Regions from separate parts of the Homo sapiens genome. Here regions 1 and 2 are each linked to region 3. A link is an interaction called in ENCODE POLR2A ChIA-PET data of the cell type or tissue named here. Cell type or tissue: HepG2. All regions are shown on one strand. Each heading gives the region's core, and the rest is flanking DNA. Links, peaks and the distances in the headings are about the cores only.

Region 1 (6,396 bases), core at 919-5,918, 80 kb before region 3:
CATCACATAAACAGAACCAATGACAAAAACCACGTGATTATCTCAAGAGGTGCAGAAAAGGCCTTCGACAAAATTCAACACCCCTTCATGCTAAAAACTCTAAATAAACTTGGCATTGGTTGAACGTATCTCAAAATAATAAAAGCTACTTATGACAAACCCACAGCCAATATCATACTGAATGGGCAAAAGCTGAAAACAGTTCCTTTGAAAACTGGCATAAGACAAGGATGCCCTCTCTCACCACTCCTATTCAACATAGTATTGGAAGTTCTGGCCAGGGAAATCAGGCCAAAGAAAGAAAGAAAGGGTATTAAATGAGGAAAAGAGGAAGTCAAATTGTCTCTGTTTGCAGATGACATGATTGTATATTTAGGAAACCCAGTCTCAACCCAAAATCTCCTTAAGCTGATAAGCAACTTCACCAAGTCTCAGGATACAAAATCAATGTGCAAAAATCACAAGCATTCCTATACACCAATAACAGACAGCCAAATCATGAGTGAACTCCCATTCACAATTGCTACAAACAGAATAAAATACCTAGGAATCCAACTTACAAGGGATGTGAAGGACCTCTTCAAGGAGAACAGAAAGCCACTGCTCAAGGAAATAAGAGAGTATACAAACAAATGGAAAAGCATTCCATGCTCATGGATATGAAGAAACAATATTGTGAAAATGGCCATACTGCCCAAAGTAATTTATAGATTCAATACTATCTCCGTCAAGCTACCATTGGCTTTCTTCACAGAACTGAAAAAAAAATACTTTAAATTTCATATGGAGCCAAAAAACAGCCCGCATAGCCAAGACAATCCTAAGCCAAAAGAACAAAGCTGGAGGCATCACACTACCTGACTTCAAACTATACTACAAGGCTACAGTAACCAAAACAGCATGGTACTGGTACCAAAACAGATATATAGACCAATGAAATAGAACAGAGCCCTCAGAAATAATGCCACACATCTACAACTATCTGACCTTTGACAAATCTGACAAAAACAAGCAATGGGGAAAGGATTCCCTATGTAATAAATGGTGTTGGGAAAACTGGCTAGCCATATGCAGAAAACTGAAACTGGACCCCTTCCTTACACTTTATACAAAAATTAACTCAAGATGAATTAAAGACTTTAACATAAAACCTAAAACCATAAAAACCCTAGAAGAAAACCTAAGCAATACCATTCTGGACATAGGCATGGGCAAAGACTTCATAACTAAAACACCAAAAGCCATGGCAACAAAAGCGAAAATTGACAAATGGGATCTAATTAAACTAAAGAGCTTCTGCATAGCAAAGGAAACAATCATCAGAGTGAACAGGCAACCTACGGAATGGGAGAAAATTTTTGCAATCTATCCATCTGACAAAGGGCTAATATCCAGAATCTACAAAGAACTTTAAAAATTTACAAGAAAAAAAAAACCCCCATCAAAAAGTGGGCAAAGGATATGAACAGACACTTCCCAAAAGAAGACATTTATGTAGCCAACAAATGTATGAAAAAAAGCTCATCATCACTGGTCATTAGAGAAATGCAAATCACAAAGACAATGAGATACCATCTCATGCCTGTTAGAATGGAGATCATTAAAAAGTCAGGAAACATCAGATGCTGAAGAGGATGTGGAGAAATAGGAACGCTTTTAGGTGTTGGTGGGAGTGTAAATTAGTTCAACCATTGTGGAAGACAGTGTGGTGACTCCTCAAGGATCTAGAACTAGAAATACCATTTGACCCAGCAATCCTGTTACTGGGTATATACCCAAAGGATTATAAATTATTCTACCATAAAGACACATGCACACATATGTTTATTGCAGCACTGTTCACAATAGCAAAGACTTGGAACTAACCCAAATGCCCATCAATGATAGACTGGATAAAGAAAATGTGGCACATATACACCATGGAATACTATGCAGCCATAAAAAAGATGAGTTCATGTCTTTGTAGGGACATGGATGAAGCTGGAAACCATCCTTCTCAGCAAACTGACACAAGAACAGAAAACCAAACACTTCACATTCTCACTCATAAGTGGGAGTTGAACAGTGAGAACACATGGATGCAGGGAGGGGAATATCACACACTGGGGCTTGTCTGGGGGTGGGAGGCTAGGGGAGGGATAGCATTAGGAGAAATACCTAATGTAGATGATGGGTTGATGGGTGTAGCAAATCACCATGGCACATGTATAGCTATGTAACAAAACTGCACGTTCTGCACATGTATCCCAGACTTAAAGTATAATAATAAAAAAAAACTAAAAAAATAATAAGGTCAAGTATGGTCAAGTACATAGAGATAGGGAATGGAATGGTGTTTACAAGGGCTGGGGTGTGAGGGGTGGGAAGAAGTGGGGAGATGTAAGTCAAAGGATACAAAGTAGCCTATATGTAGGATGAACAAGTTGAAGTATCTCATGTACAACAGGAGAACTGTAATTAATAACAGTATCTTGTGTTTTTGATAAATGAATAGATTATATGTGCTTTTGCCAAAGGGGGGAATGGGTAACTTTTCCCATTTGTGAGATGATTGATAGGTTAATTGGTTCCACTATAGTTAGCATTTTATATATCTCTATATATCTTTATCTATATATATACATATGTATCTTATAACATCATGTTGCTTATCTTAAATATGCACAATAACATTGATTTTAAAAAAACAAACAATTGTATATACATTCTATGGAATAATATTCAGCAATAAAAAGGAACAAAGTATTCATATATACAGCAACTTAGATGAATATCTGTAGAGTTTCTGATTTTTCAAAAGCCAACCTGAGAAGGATATATACCATATTATTCTCCTAGAAGGAGGGATATCTGTGGAGATGTAACTGTTCACTATCTTGATTGTGATGATGGGCACACTAAATTACACACATAAAATTGTATAGTACTATATGCATACACGGATACAGATAAACCAACAAGGGAAATATTAATAAAATCAGTAGATTGTATCAGTATCAAGATCCTGGTATTATACTACATTGTATCATACTAGCATCTTGATGTTGATACAATATTATACTACAGTTTTGTAAAATATTACCATTAGAGGAAACAGGGTGATGAGTATATGATTACTCCTTGTGTTATTTCTTGCAACTGCATGTAAATCTATAATAATCTCAAAAAACATTTCATTAAAAATCTAAAACATGGGAAAGTTATCTGATGCAAACTATAAGAAACCTGGCATAGCCATGTTAACGTTAAAAAATATATAATTCAAAATGAGGAGCATCACTAGAGATAGAGGCATAGTTTATAACAATAAAATAAACAATTTATCTGGATTCCCAAAACTAACATGGAAAAGATCTTCCAATGTGCTATATATAAATGAATAAATAAGCCCAAGGAAATAAACTCCTATATGAGCTGAACACTGCCTTTCTCTTCTATTTATATTTCATATAATTTAAAGTTATGTGAGTTCCTCATGTGATTTAACCTGAAGCATAATATCAGTTAACAAAAGATAGTAATGGCATCACATTCCAATTTGCTTTAAAAAGCAAAACATGGTAATTGGGATTTGCATTTATTCATCATTTTAATCTAAATTCAGTACTAAAGGAGAAAAACCCTGACTTTCTGCTCTTTTCATGGAAAAATTATAAAGCAGTTTACTTTTGTGTCTCTCAAATTTCACTTCCTAGAAATAACAACACTGTTTAACCGATTTCTTTTAGCTTATTTAGAGAACATGTACATGCCAAAGTCCAATGTAAATTTCATGAGTCACTTGAGGACAAACATATTTGGAGAGAGTAAACCTTTAAACGGATTTTATTGTCAACAGCTAGAAGTATCTCTATGAAATAATGATCTCTATGACTACAAAATAACATCTACCTCCTGATAGCAAAAGAACTGAGGAAGCTCTTTCCACTACGGCTGTATTGCACTGGTGAGTCCGGGCCCATGGATGAGAAATTGATGCGAGGATCAATACAAGCTTAATTTGAATTAATAAAAGGAAATATTTTCTCCCTTTGAACTTATCTCCGTAAAGCCATTGTGCCTCCTCTTGGGGGTCACGTGTTCACAATCAATGGCCTTTGAGGAGCTCTTGAGTCAAGTTGGAGGCCTTGGGAGATTTCAGATGCTTCATCTGGTTTTTATTCTTCCCTCTCTCATGTTATTAATCCCTCATATACTGCTAGAGAACTTTGCTGCAGCCATTCCTGGTCATCGTTGCTGGGTCCACATGCTGGACAATAATACTGGATCTGGTAATGAAACTGGAATCCTCAGTGAAGATGCCCTCTTGAGAATCTCTATCCCACTAGACTCAAATCTGAGGCCAGAGAAGTGTCGTCGCTTTGTCCATCCCCAGTGGCAGCTTCTTCACCTGAATGGGACTATCCACAGCACAAGTGAGGCAGACACAGAACCCTGTGTGGATGGCTGGGTATATGATCAAAGCTACTTCCCTTCGACCATTGTGACTAAGGTAAAGGGTCCTGTTAACCTGTTCTGGATACACAATCCAGGTGTTTAGAAGAAAATAAACATGCTTTAAGCCTCTAGTTATTGTGTAGATAGTGTAGTCAGCACTCAGACACTCTTTTGGCAAATAGTGATTGCTCTTTTTTTTTTTTTTTTTTTTTTTTTTGAGATGGAGCTTGACTCTTGTTGCCCAGGCTGGAGTGCAATAGTGAGATCTCAGCTCACTGCAACCTCCACCTCTGAGGTTCAAACAATTCTCCTGCCTCAGCCTCTGAAGTAGCTGGGATTACAGACATGCATCATGACACTCAGCTAATTTTTTTTCTTTGTATTTTTAGTGGAGACAAGGTTTCACCATGTTGGCCAGACAGATCTCAAACTCCTGACCTCAGGTGATCCACCCGAAAGTCCTGGGATTGCAGATGTGAGCCACCGCACCTGGCTACTTATTTTTTAATTGTCAGGCACTTACATTGAATTTGAGGCAATGAACTCAACCAACTAGATATAAATACAGCTATCACAAAACTAGCTTGAAGAGAAGACTAATGATTAGAAAAATATTCTTCCTGGTCACTTGTTCTCAGCCTAAGTTGCAAATTGGAAACATCTGTGTTATTTTTAAAATCTGCCTGCTTTGGCTACATGTTACAGAAGCAAATCAGAGTGGATTTCATACTAGCATCAATGGTTTAAAAAGTCTCCTTAATGTGTTTAATGTGTAACAAAAATTGAGAACCACTGAGGTATGCAGTGCTGAATGAATATAAAGACAGACATTAACATAACCTGGAAGGTTTTGTGTGAGGATTTCCAGAGAAATCCATGCTTAAGCCAAGACTTGAATGGTATAGGTAAGAAAATGTAGTAAAAAGAGGCTAGAGAGTGTGTCCACTGAAAGCTATTGCAGCAAGTGAACAATGAGAAGTCAAAAGCTGCTGTGAAGCTATGCTGTATTGGCTTCCTTCTCTTCCAGTGGGACCTGGTATGTGATTATCAGTCACTGAAATCAGTGGTTCAATTCCTACTTCTGACTGGAATGCTGGTGGGAGGCATCATAGGTGGCCATGTCTCAGACAGGTGAGTGTCTCCAGATCAGGGTTATCATTACTCTGCAGTGTTTTTATCAGCTTACAATTAATTTTTTTCACAAAGAAGTGTTATTGAGTTACAATATGCAATTTACACTGTTGGTGCTGCTCTGTTCCCCAGAGAGTTAGATACAGAAATGAATTACAGTGAGTTTAGTGAGTGCCATTTTGTTGCCACAGAGATCTCTGAACAGCATCTCTGTATAGGATACTGAATACAAAAATATCAAAATAGAGAATTCATCCTCCTTGAAGATACAAATATATGAAATGGTGTGTAGACCTTGGCTAGGGATATTGTGTTAAGTCCCTCCTGGACTCTGTGAGCTAAATGCTTGTGGGCTCCCCAGCCTGGTTGTCATTATCATAATTACCCCACTGTAATTAGTAGGAGTATTAGTCTATTCTCATGCTGCTAATAAAGACATACCTGGGACTCGGTAATTTATAAAAGAAAGAGGTTTAATCAACTCACAGTTCCACATGGCTTGGGAGGCCTCACAATTTTGGTGGAAGGTGAATGAGGAGCAAATTCATGTCTTGAATGGTGGCAGGCAAGAAAGCATGTGCAGGGAACTCCCCTTTATAAAACCATCAGATCTCATGAGACTTACTCACTACCAGGAGAGCATCATGGGAAAAACCAGCCCCCATGATTCAATTACCTCCCACTGGCTCCCTCCCATGACACATGGGGATTATTACAATTCAACGTGAGATTTGGTTGGGGACACAGAGCCAAACCATAACAATATGAATTTTAAAATAATAGTTTTTAGCTCTGTGAAGAATCTCAATGGTAGTTTAATAGGAATAG
Region 2 (6,396 bases), core at 475-5,474, 120 kb before region 3:
GTTTTTGGTAATTTTATTGCAAAGTTGTATTCAGTGTACATGAATTTTTTTTCCTCTTCTGTTCTTTTTTCTTTTTTATTGTTATTTTTTTATTTATTTATTTTATTATACTTTAAGTTTTAGGGTACATGTGCACAACATGCAGGTTTGTTACATATGTATACATGTGCCATGTTGGTGTGCTGCACCCATTAACTCGTCATTTAACATTAGGTAGATCTCCTAATGCTATCCCTCCCCCCTCCCCCCACCCCACAACTGGCCCCAGTGTGTGATGTTCCCCTTCCTGTGTCCATGTGTTCTCATTGTTCAATTCCCACCTATGCGAGAGAACATGCGGTGTTTGGTTTTTTGTCCTTGCGATAGAGGCATTCAGTTAGTAAAGAGGTTGGAGCAACAACTCTTTTTTTTTTTTTTTCACAATTGTAATCGAACAGGTAATGAAGCCATTTGTTAAAATATTTGCCTTTTTAAGTAAAAAAGAAAAATCAGAATGGGGCTACTTTGAAGAATTATTTTATACACAGATTATTTCTTGTTTCAGAGTGCGAAGGTTGAAGATGGAAAAAAATTTAAGAGTCTCTTATTTTTCATTTTGTTTTATTCATGTGTTTCACGGAGTGTACTGCTATTTTGTAAACATTTTTATAGTATATTATTTTATTGCTTAAACTCCAAGTCCTGAAATAGATGGTTGAGATAAGAGTTCTTCATATTGGAAAAACCCTTCTGTAGTTTGTCTTCTTCTGGTTGCATATTCATGGTTGTTGTTTTTTCTTTTCTCTTTTTCCTCTGATCACATTCATCAGAGACAGAGTGTTCTTTACCTCGGGTTTACTGGACAAAATCAACAACTATAAAAGACAATGATTCACACTTTTGTTTTCACAATAACTCACAACCATACAGTTTCTGCTTGGGAGTCTATTAGTGTGAGGAACAGAGAAGCAGGGTGAACAGGGCTAAACTCCTTCTCAGGTGGAAGGCAGGGTGGTCTCAATCCCAGGGACCTTTTTGGTCATGAAGGCCACTGGGCTCCCATTTTGACTCTGGTATGCTCATTATGATGGAAAAAGTACACTGAACCAAGGGATCCTTCCTCCCCTACAAGGAAGATGTTCAGTACAGACATTTATGCAGCAGACTAGGACGTCATAATTTGCACTTGGGTACCAGGTATCAGGAAACAGACTAAAAGGAATTCCAGCAGGCTATATGTGGATCCTCATCTTGTAGCTTTTTCAAAAGCAGGGCATCCTCTGCATTGGGCCCTTTCATCTTGAAACATTTTCCTCCATCTTCCCCCTTCTCTGGAATGGACACTGAGTTGAGGGTCTTCTCTACAGTTTTCCTAGGTCTGAATCTGTGAGTAGATGAATCTGCAGCATGCAGTATTTGCGGTGCTTCCTTCTCCCTCCTCTGTCTCCAACTGCACAGGCAAGCACTATGTAAGCCCAGATTCTCTGCTAAGTGGTTTTCAGGTTTTCAATCACACTGAATTGGCAGGACAAGAAAAATTGTTCAGAGAAGTATGGGAAGATAGTTGAAGGGAGATGAAGAGGCTGCTTCTCTATAGAGATGAGATTCCAGATAAGTCAGTCTCTTGGGAAGTGTGTTTAGAAGGGTTCAAGACTTTGTGAGTAAGCATGACCTTAAAATTCTAGGGGATTTCTGGTAGGACAGTGAGTGGTGAATTCTGAAGTTTTGGAGAGGAAAGTGGAGGAGCCAGCAAGCTAGCTAGCCAGTTTTCTAAAAGCCAACTTTGCACAGCACACTCTTCTGGGCCCTAAGGAGTCCCACAGAATGGGGAAAGTGGGAGCCCTGGAGTTCTTGGGAGTCTTGGAGCCTAAAGAGAAAACGAGGTGCAAATTCATTTCACAGTGACTGACCCTTGAGCTTAAACAGAATCAGCAAATGAAAGAATCTGACAAATAAGGAAAGGCACAAGCCTGCCCGACTACTGGACAATAAACTCATGACCTAAAAAAAAAAAAAAAGAAGGAGGTGGCTGTCAGTAAATGGGGCTGAAGAGAACCACTAATGAAAGCCAAGGCTCACAAGGGAGGCCACTCACAGCCACCAGAAGCTTGTCACATAAACATTGAGAGAGCGAGGGAACACATTCTTTTTAGGCTGGGTGCAGTGGCTCCTGCCTGTAATCCCAAGCACTTTAGGAGGCCGAGGTGGGTGGATCACCTGAGGTCGGGAGTTTGAGACCAGCCTGACCAACATGGTGAAACCCTGTCTCTACTAAAAATACAAAAACTAGCCAGGTGTGGTGGCACATGCCTGTAATCCCAAGTACTTGTGAGGCTGAGGCATGAGAATTGCTTGAACCTGGGAGGCGGAGTTTGCAGTGAGCCAAGATCATGCCATTGCACTCCAGCCTGGGCAACAGAGTAAAATAAATTCTGTCTCAAAAAAAAAAAAAAACTTTTTAGCGCCTAGTTATTCTAAATATTTACTTAAAAGAAAAAGCAAGGTCCCTATGTGGGAGGGAGGTAATGATTATCTTGCAGTCTGGGGTGATTCAAGAGAGAGACTACTGCTTAGATGGACCAGCACCCTGTCTCTCTCTCTTTTTTTAAATCAGAAATTAAAACTAAGAGCCACGACTTCAGAAGACTAAAAGTCTAAAAACAAAAACAACAAACAAAACTACAGCACAAAAGGAAAAAGCTGTAGGTGGCTACGAATCTGAAAAATAAGTAAAAGAACTTTAAACTTAAGTCCTGAGTAAACACCAGGTCTACCAAACATGATATTAGCCCTATATTACTTACTGATTTAGAAACAAGCCCCTAGATACAGGGGGGAAATAAAAGCTAATTAAATAAATTACATATACATACATAATACAATAAATAGATAAATGAAGTATATGTGTATATTTTATATAATAAGTTAAAACAAACTTCCATAATTTGACTCAATTAGAAATCCAAAATTTATATACTAAATTTCTATACTAAAGGACTTATATAACAAAATGATTTAAAAAAGACACTGATTGGCTTTTGTGCCTCTATAACATAGACTTTAACTTAACTTTAACATTTGTTAAAATGCATCAATTGGCAGAACTTCACAAGCTTAATCAACCCTGGGACTCAAATTACAATGATACACCAGGATTCCACTAAATTTAAACACTCTGCTCCTATAATCTTGAGAAGATACTTAAATATATATAAAGAAAAATGAGTTTGCCTCACTTTAGCAGTGGGGAAAGGATTCCATATTCAAAAAATGTTGCTGGCAGAATTGGCTAGCCATATGCAGAAGACTGAAACTGGACCCTTTCCTTACACCATATACAAAAATTAACTCAAGATGGATTAAAGACTTAGGTGTAAAACTCAAAACTGTAAAAACCCTGGAAGAAAACCTAGGAAATACCACTCAAGAAGTAGGCATGGGCAAAGATTTCATGATGATGCCAAAAGCAATTTAAACAAGACAAAAATTGACAAATGGAATCAAATTATACTAAAGAGCTGCTGCACAGCAACACAAACTATCAACAGAGTAAACAGGCTGGGAGAAAAATTATGCAAAGTATGCATCTGACAAAGGTCTAATATCCAGCCTCTACAAGGAACTTAACAAGTTTACAAGAAACAAATAAATAACCCCATAGAAAAGTGGGCAAAGGACATGAACAGACACTTTTGAAAAGAAGCCATAGCTGCAGCCAACAATCATATGAAAAAGAGCCCCACATTACTGGTTGTTAGAGAAATGCAAACCAAAACCACAATGAGATACCATCTCACGCCAGTCAGAACAGCTATTATTAAAAAGTAAAAACAAACAAACATGCTGGTGAGGTTGTGGAGAAAAACGAATGCTCATACTCTATCGGTGGGAGTGTAAATTAGTTCAGCCAGTGTGAAAGACAGTGTGGCAATTCCTCAAAGATCTAAAGAAAGAAATACCATTCAACCCAGCAATCCCATTACTGGGTATATACCCAAAGGAATATAAATCATTCAATTAAAAAGACACATGCACGTGTATGTTCATTGCAGCACTATTCACAATAGCAAAGACATGGAATCAACCTAAATGTTCACTAATGGTGGGCTGGATAAAGAAAATGTGGTACATATACACCATGGAATACTAAGCAGCCATAAAAAAGAATGAGATTATGTCCTTTTGAGGGACATGGATGGAGCTGGAGGCCATTATCCTTAGCATAATAACACAGGAAAAGAAAACCAAATGCTGCATGTTCTCACTTATAAATGGGAGCTAAATGATGGAACACATGGATGTGTAGAGGGGAATTACACACACTGGGGCCTTTTGGAGGATGGAGGGCCAAAGGTGGAAGAGAATCAAGAAAAAAAACTAATGAGTACTAGGCTTAATACCTAGGTGATGAAATAATCTGTCCGATATAGTCCCATGATACAAGTTTATCTATGTAACAAACCAGCACTTGTACCCCCGAACTTAAAAGTTAGAAAAAACCTGTATCCTTGTTTAAATTTCTCATAGTCATAGAATCCACTGCCTTAAAATATTCCATATTCAACATAAATACTCTAACATAATAAATAATAAATTTAGCCTTTGACATAAATTGGCTTGATAAAAGGGGACCCCTTCAATCCCCAGTTAAAATAGTTAATCTGACCCAATGTAAATTAATACAGGGCCTCAAGGATTCAAATTTATTATATAAAAGCTAATTAATAAAAGACTGATTTTCTCCTCTGCTTCTCCATTTGGCAGCCCAATTTTGCCTGTTCTTAAATCTGAAAACATAAAATAAAAGATATCTCACTATGGATTAACGCAGGCTTAATGTCATGATCCTATCCATCAAGGCTTTCATATTTAATGTCCAATTTCATTAAACTGACTGCTTCTATTTAAGCAATAACCAGTAAATATTTGCTCTTATTGATTGCCTTTCATGTACTGTTCAGTTCCTATTTCAACATCCTCTCAGGTCAAAGTTTGCCTTGACCTCTAAAGGGACACCTTTTCCAGGATACCCATGGGGTATCTCCATAACTTTGTCATTCCATGCAATCTTTGCAGACAAGATTTTGAGGATATTCACCTTTCTCCAGGAACACAGGTGTGACATTACTTTGAGTACATCCTCCTCCAAGGAGACTCATGTGACACACTCCTTAAAGACATAGAAGTCTAGTATCTCTTAGCACTTTTTGGGTTCTGATGGTAACACATCCTCATTTACAAAATTTACTTACAAATTAAAATCAGCAGGCACTTCTGTGAGTGAAGTCAGAAACATCTTCACTGTAAAGGCTTTGACAACTTCTTCATACATCTTCTGGAGTTTCTAAACCACTTATGATGGTCATCAATTGCCTCACAGCTTCCGATGAAACAAAAAACAAAATAAAATAAACAAAGAACTGCCCCTCTTGGCCTGCATCACTCACTATTAAAACAACAAATGATTGACTATCTGCTGGGACCTCCTGGAAGCAGAGGCTCTCACAGATCCTGAACCTGTGCTTCTCCATACCCAGCTCCAGTTATGGTTTGGGAAACAGCACCCCACAAACTTGGCAAGGCTACCGAGGGCTCCCTAAGACAGTACGAAGCCAAACCTGGGTCTCTGGTACATTCCACCTGTGGGAGACGGTGGCCTTCTGTCCTCAGTGTTTTGCCAGGTGCTAGTGTACTGGAGGAGGTCATCCATTCCGCTATATTAGTCTATTTTTCATATGCTATGAAGAAATACCCCAGACTGGTTAATTTATAAAGAAAAAGAGGCTCAATGGACTCACAGTTTCACATGGCTGGGAGGCCTCACAATCACAGCAGAAGGTGAAGGAGGAGCAAAGGCATGTCTTACATCACGGCAGGCAAGAGAGTGTGTGCAGGGGAACTGCCCTTTATAAAACTATCAGATATCATGGGACTTATTCACTATCATGAAAACAGCATGAAAAAACATGACCCCATGATTCAATTACACCTTGCTGGGTCCCTGCTGTGACACATGGGATTATGGGAGCTACAATTCGAGATGAGATTCGGGTGACACAGTTAAACCATATCACCCCTAGACCCTTTGACTGCCTGGAAATGTTCATGGGATTAACTGAGTAAATAGTAATGGGAGTTTGTAGACTGTGTAAATGGCACTGTAAGCATCTTGCATCATGGAACTTTGTGCAATGTGACTGTTTTCCACTCCTCAGCCAGGGTGTCCTTAATAAAGAATGACACCCCAAAACAACAAATTTGGCCAAATTTTAGGCAGTTGTTTCAGCACCAGTTGCCCTGGTGAACAAATGATCCTATTTTCACATTAATTATCAACTAATGAGCCATTACCTAAAAATTATATTCTTCAGAATTAAAAAACTCTCTAGGAATCTCTTGCCTCATAGATACTCAAAC
Region 3 (6,191 bases), core at 460-5,459:
AGCATTCTCTTTGAAAACTGACACACGACAGGGATGCCCTCTCTCACCACTCCTATTCAACATAGTGTTGGAAGTTCTGGCCAGGGCAATCAGGCAGGAGAAGGAAATAAAGGGTATTCAATTAGGAAAAGAGGAAGTCAAATTGCCCTGTTTGCAGATGACATGATTTTATATCTAGAAAACCCCATCACCTCAGCCCAAAATCTTCTGAAGCTGATAAGCAACTTCAGCAAAGTCTCAGGATACAAAATCAATGTGCAAAAATCACAAGGATTCTTATACACCAATAACAGACAAACAGAGAGCCAAATCATGAGTGAACCCCCATTCACAATTGCTTCAAAGAGAATAAAATACTAGGAATCCAACTTACAAGGGATGTGGAGGACCTCTTCAAGGAGAACTACAAACCACTGCTCAATGAAATCAAAGAGGATACAAAGAAATGGAAGAACATTCCATGCTCATGGGTAGGAAAAATCAACATCGTGAAAATGGCCATACTGCCCAAGGTAATTTACAGATTCCATGCCATCCCCATCAGGCTACCAATGCCTTTCTTCACACAATTGGAAAAAACTACTTTAAAGTTCATATGGAACCAAAAAGGAGCCCGCATTGCCAAGTCAATCCTAAGCCAAAAGAACAAAGCTGGAGGCAACACGTTACCTGACTTCAAACTATACTACAAGGCTACAGTAACCAAAACAGCATGGTACTGGTACCAAAACAGAGATATAGACCAATGGAACAGAACAGAGCCCTCAGAAATAATGCCACATATCTACAACTATCCGATCTTTGACAAACCTGACAAAAACAAGAAATGGGGAAAGGATTCCCTATTTAATAAACGGTGCTAGGAAAACTGGCTAGCCATATGTAGAAAGCTGAAACTGGATCCCTTCCTTACACCTTATACAAAAATCAATTCAAGATGGATTAAAGACTTACATGTCAGACCTAAAACCTTAAAAACCCTAGAAGAAAACCTAGGCAATACCATTCAGGACATACGCATGGGCAAGGACTTCATGTCTAAAACACCAAAAGCAATGGCAACAAAAGCCAAAATTGACAAATGGGATCTAATTAAACTAAAGAGCTTCTGCACAGCAAAAGAAATTACCATCAGAGTGAACAGGCAACCTACAGAATGGGAGAAAATTTTCACAACCTACTCATCTGACAAAGGGTTAATATCCAGAATCTACAATGAACTCAAACAAATTTACAAGAAAAAAACAAATAACCCCATCAACAAGTGGGTGAAGGATATGAACAGACACTTCTCAAAAGAAGACATTTATGCAGCCAAAAGACACATGAAAAAAATGCTCATCATCACTGGCCGTCAGAGAAATGCAAATCAAAACCACAGTGAGATACCATCTCACACCAGTTAGAATGGCCATCATTAAGAAGTCAGGAAACAATAGGTGCTGGAGAGGATGTGGAGAAATAGGAACACTTTTACACTGTTGGTGGGACTGTAAACTAGTTCAACCACTGTGGAAGTCAGTGTGGTGATTCCTCAGGGATCTAGAACTAGAAATACCATTTGTCCCAGCCATCCCATTACTGAATATATACCCAAAGGATTATAAATCATGTTGCTATAAAAACACATGCACATGTATGCTTATTGCAGCACTATTTACAATAGCAAAGACTTGGAACCAACCCAAATGTCCAACAATGATAGACTGGATTAAGAAAATGTGGCACATATACACCATGGAATACTATGCAGCCATAAAAAAGGATGAGTTCGTGTCATTTGTAGGGACATGGATGAAGCTGGAAACCATTATTCTCAGCAAACTATTGCAAGGACAAAAAACCAAACACCGCATGTTCTCACTCATAGGTTGGAATTGAACAATGAGAACACATGGACACAGGAAGGGGAACATCACACACCGGGGCCAGTTGTGGGGTGGGGAGACAGGGGAGGGATAGCATTAGGAGATATACCTAATGTTAAATGACGAATTAATGGGTGCAGCACACCAACATGGCACATGTATACATATGTAACTAATCTGCACGTTGTGCACATGTACCCTAAAACTTAAAGTATAATTTTAAAAAAAAGAAAATGTGGCACATATATACCATGGAATACTATGCAGCCATAAAAAATGATGAGTTCACATCCTTTGTAGGGACATGGATGAAGCTGGAAACCATCATTCTCAGCAACCTATCGCAAGGACAAAAAACCAAACACCACATGTTCTCACTCATAGGTGGGAATTGAACAATGAGAACACATGGACACAGGAAGGGGAACATCACACACCAGGGACTGTTGTTAGGTGGGGGTAGGGGGGAGGGATAGCATTAGGAGATATACCTAATGCTAAATGATGAGTTAATGGGTGCAGCACACCAATATGGCACATGTATACATATGTAACAAACCTGCACGTTGTGTACATGTACCCTAAAACTTGAAGTATAATTTAAAAAAAAGAAAAAGAAACATTATGTTAAATGAATTAAGCCAGATATACAAAGTCAAGTATTTTATGATTCAATGTATAAATCAAATGTCCACAATAGGCAAATCCTTAGAATCAGAAAGTAAATTAGCGGTTGCTAAGTGGGATGTGTGAATAAAAATGGAGAGTTACTGCTAATGGGTATGGTTTCCTATGTGGTGATTAAAATGCTCTGTAACGATATAGTAGTGATGATTGCACAACTCTTTGAATGATCAAAACACATTCAATTGTATACTTTAAAAGGGTAAATTGTATGGTAAATGAATTATACTTCAAGGAGGTTTAAATTTTAATAGAAATTTTAGTCCTAATCAAGGTGACATTTTCTCCCATATTTTGCCTCCAATTCTTCCACAGCACATAGTGCATCTCACATAATATTTATAATGTTGGAGTGCAATTGTTTATGTACTCTCTCTTACTTACTCAACTATAAGATCCTTGAACTTGTCACACACGTTACTTTAGGAACTAGCATGGAAAAGGTCTTCACAAATACTATCTGAAAAATCAATAAGCCAGTAAAAGTAAACCTCCATATGAGCTTACTCCTCTGCTTTTCATCACCATCTATTCTGTCCACATTTCAAGCAATGTATTTCCAGCATGAATTTGTGGTGTGATTTGACATGAAGGAGAACATCAGTCACCAAAATGAAAGGATTGTACCACAGTACCCTTATTTTAGTTTAACTTCGACTTTTTTAGATTAACTCTTAATCAAAAATTGGTACTTAACAAGGAAAAACTTGCCTTCTGTTGTTTTCAGAGAAGTAAAAAAAGCACCTCACCTTTGAGTCGCCAAAATTATGCTTCCTGGAATGACCGCATACCATGTAGCAGGTTTATTTTAGTTTGTTTACAGAAAAGTGTAGACCAAAGTCCAGTGCTGACTTTGGGAGCTACTAAAGACATGAAAAAGTAGAATTTTAAACACATTTCATTGTAAACGACTGGGAGTATCTGAGCAAATTATTTCTTACGTGACTTTAGAGAAAACGGCTACCTATCTGACCCCAAAACGACTTGAGGAAACTGTTTCCACGGTCCTGCTGCAGAGGGGAAGCACAGTCGTCAAGAAGAGAGTGGGGTCAGGATCAAAACACATTTAGTGTGACTTAGGGAAAGAAAACATTTTCCCTCTTTGAACCTCTCTGGATACAGTCATTTTGCCTCTACTTGAGGATCAACTGTTCAACCTCAATGGCCTTTCAGGACCTCCTGGGTCACGCTGGTGACCTGTGGAGATTCCAGATCCTTCAGACTGTTTTTCTCTCAATCTTTGCTGTTGCTACATACCTTCATTTTATGCTGGAGAACTTCACTGCATTCATACCTGGCCATCGCTGCTGGGTCCACATCCTGGACAATGACACTGTCTCTGACAATGACACTGGGGCCCTCAGCCAAGATGCACTCTTGAGAATCTCCATCCCACTGGACTCAAACATGAGGCCAGAGAAGTGTCGTCGCTTTGTTCATCCTCAGTGGCAGCTCCTTCACCTGAATGGGACCTTCCCCAACACAAGTGACGCAGACATGGAGCCCTGTGTGGATGGCTGGGTGTATGACAGAATCTCCTTCTCATCCACCATCGTGACTGAGGTAAGAGGCTCTGTTCTCGTCTCATGAGTATGTGACCTGGGTGTTTAGAATAACACAAGTAATAATCATGCTTCCAGCCTTCAGTCACATGTAGGTCCTTAGTCTTCATTCTTTCAGCAAATACTAATTGCTTCTTTATTAAATGTCTGACACCTACACATTTTGAGTAATGAATTCCAAAGTAGAAGGCATCCTGCTATTATAATGCTTTAAGTCACAGGGAGACCAAAGTTTAAACAAGCATTTATATATAATATGTTAAAATGTTCTGCTAGGTCAGTGATGCTCAGCCTGTCATTGCAAATTAGAAATATCTGGGAAATTGAGAAAAGCCTCCATGCCCAGAGTATACCCTAAAACAATCATATGAGAAGGTCTAAGAGGGAAATTTAGGTTTCTAAAAGTTTTTAAAGGTCTTCAAGTGATTGCACCATGTGGTCATGTTTGAGAACCATTTAGTATGAAATAAAAACCTATAGGTTTAGGAAAGTCTTCCAAGAGAAAGTTATGTTTAAGTTGAGACCTGAATAACAAAGGTCAGGTAATGCTGAGAAAGGAAGCCACAGAGGAAGTTAGAGACTTAATATTAGGAAACTTGCAGATCATGCTAAGAAGTTTTGATCAAGTTACACTGAGGGGTAATAAGCATTGATGTGCTGGCTTCCTTCTCTTCCAGTGGGATCTGGTATGTGACTCTCAATCACTGACTTCAGTGGCTAAATTTGTATTCATGGCTGGAATGATGGTGGGAGGCATCCTAGGCGGTCATTTATCAGACAGGTGAGTGTGTATGGAACACAGCTCTCTTTAAGGGCATTTTTTATCAACTTATGAAACATTATTTCATCTAGAATTACTTACTGCAAATTACATTCTCCTGAGGCTGCCCTGATCCCCAAACAGAAAAGGAAATTTTTAGTCCGTGTTTTGAGTGCTATTTTTAAAATTTGAGCTCTGTATGCAGGACACAGAAATGATATCTCCATGTGAACTGGGGGTGTTTCAAGACAGGTTTTAGAGAGAAGGTACCACAACATGTGGTTTAGAAATATGAGAAAGAGTTAACTAAGGGAATAGAAAGGAAGACGTTTCATCACATAGGATTCAGCCTTGGCCAGGAGTACCAGGTCCAGTCCTACCTGGACACTGTGAGCTGATAGCTTGTGCCCAGAGAATTGTCATTACATCATAGTTCCAAGTGTGATGAACACGCATTCCTCTAAAACCTGTAGGGTATATTTGAAGGTATCATTGGTGGTGTGTTGAAAAATTATGTGTAGAAACTTGATTATTGTCTTTGCAAAAACAGCTTTTTAGAACCATGTGAGGTAAGTAATCCAAGGATAATACTATCTCAGTCTGTGGTGTGAGAAGTTTGGGGTATTCACCTTGCTGTATGTCTCCTGACATGGCAGGGAACAATTACCTTCACCCAACCATGTCTCCCCTGATGGCGATGAGGGACTTGAAGTGCCACTTGCCATCCACCAACATCATGTCTTCTGGTGTCTCACCTGAAAATTTGAACCTTGAATGTACGACAGGAAATGGAATGTAGAATGAGCTAAGAGTCAGAGGGTTAATTTCCAATAGTTAGTCACCCAGTCCTCTGTGATACTGTCCTGGGAAAATGCAGATAGACCAATTTTAATAGATCACAGGGTGGTAAAAGAAGGGGTAGGAGATGCCAGGCAGGAGATGACAGTGGAGAATCAGCTAAAGACGAAGGGACAAGATAACCTAAGGATTTTGGTATTTCTCACAAACCTAAGAGGAAATATTATGTGATTATATGCAGAGTAGGCTATGATCAAACTGATTGTTTTGGAATAACTCACTCAACTGTTTATGATATCTTAAAATCGGAAATAATCTATAATTTCATTAATAATAGGTTAATAAATAAGCAGATATTCACATAATGAATTTTTACAGCAAAGGGAATGAATAAAGTACTGTCTGCAATAAGGTGAATTAACATCAAAACCATTTGGTTAGGTACCACAAGACCAACAAAAAGATTACATACTATAGTGTTCCACCAATGTAAAAGTCAAAAACAAGGAACTACATTAT

Evidence for each region. Peaks named below come from ENCODE experiments on the same cell type or tissue, not always from the same donor. Only the 100,000 strongest peaks of a DNase experiment are listed, where the experiment ranks them.
Region 1: POLR2A ChIA-PET joins it to region 3 with 8 read pairs; 2 of 35 experiments call an interaction of 5 or more read pairs at or near these places.
Region 2: POLR2A ChIA-PET joins it to region 3 with 6 read pairs; 1 of 35 experiments calls an interaction of 5 or more read pairs at or near these places.

Annotation. Positions count from the first base shown.
Region 1 is chr11:63,286,076-63,292,471 of GRCh38, forward strand. It overlaps SLC22A10 (solute carrier family 22 member 10 (gene/pseudogene)), which reads left to right and starts at 3,828. Exons shown (of 10, transcript NM_001039752.4): 1 at 3,828-4,492; 2 at 5,465-5,568. The coding sequence starts at 4,091. In HepG2, for the core only: no CTCF peak of the experiment used is centred there; a DNase peak (open chromatin) is centred at 3,766; H3K4me3 peaks cover 747 bases.
Region 2 is chr11:63,245,398-63,251,793 of GRCh38, forward strand. LOC105369334 (a long non-coding RNA gene) reads right to left here and starts at 5,807. Exons shown (of 3, transcript XR_950178.3): 1 at 5,598-5,807; 2 at 5,232-5,359; 3 at 298-1,846. In HepG2, for the core only: no CTCF peak of the experiment used is centred there; DNase peaks (open chromatin) are centred at 1,994, 2,494 and 4,964.
Region 3 is chr11:63,366,344-63,372,534 of GRCh38, forward strand. It overlaps SLC22A9 (solute carrier family 22 member 9), which reads left to right and starts at 3,442. Exons shown (of 10, transcript NM_080866.3): 1 at 3,442-4,115; 2 at 4,792-4,895. The coding sequence starts at 3,714. In HepG2, for the core only: no CTCF peak of the experiment used is centred there; DNase peaks (open chromatin) are centred at 3,018 and 3,368; H3K4me3 peaks cover 2,921 bases.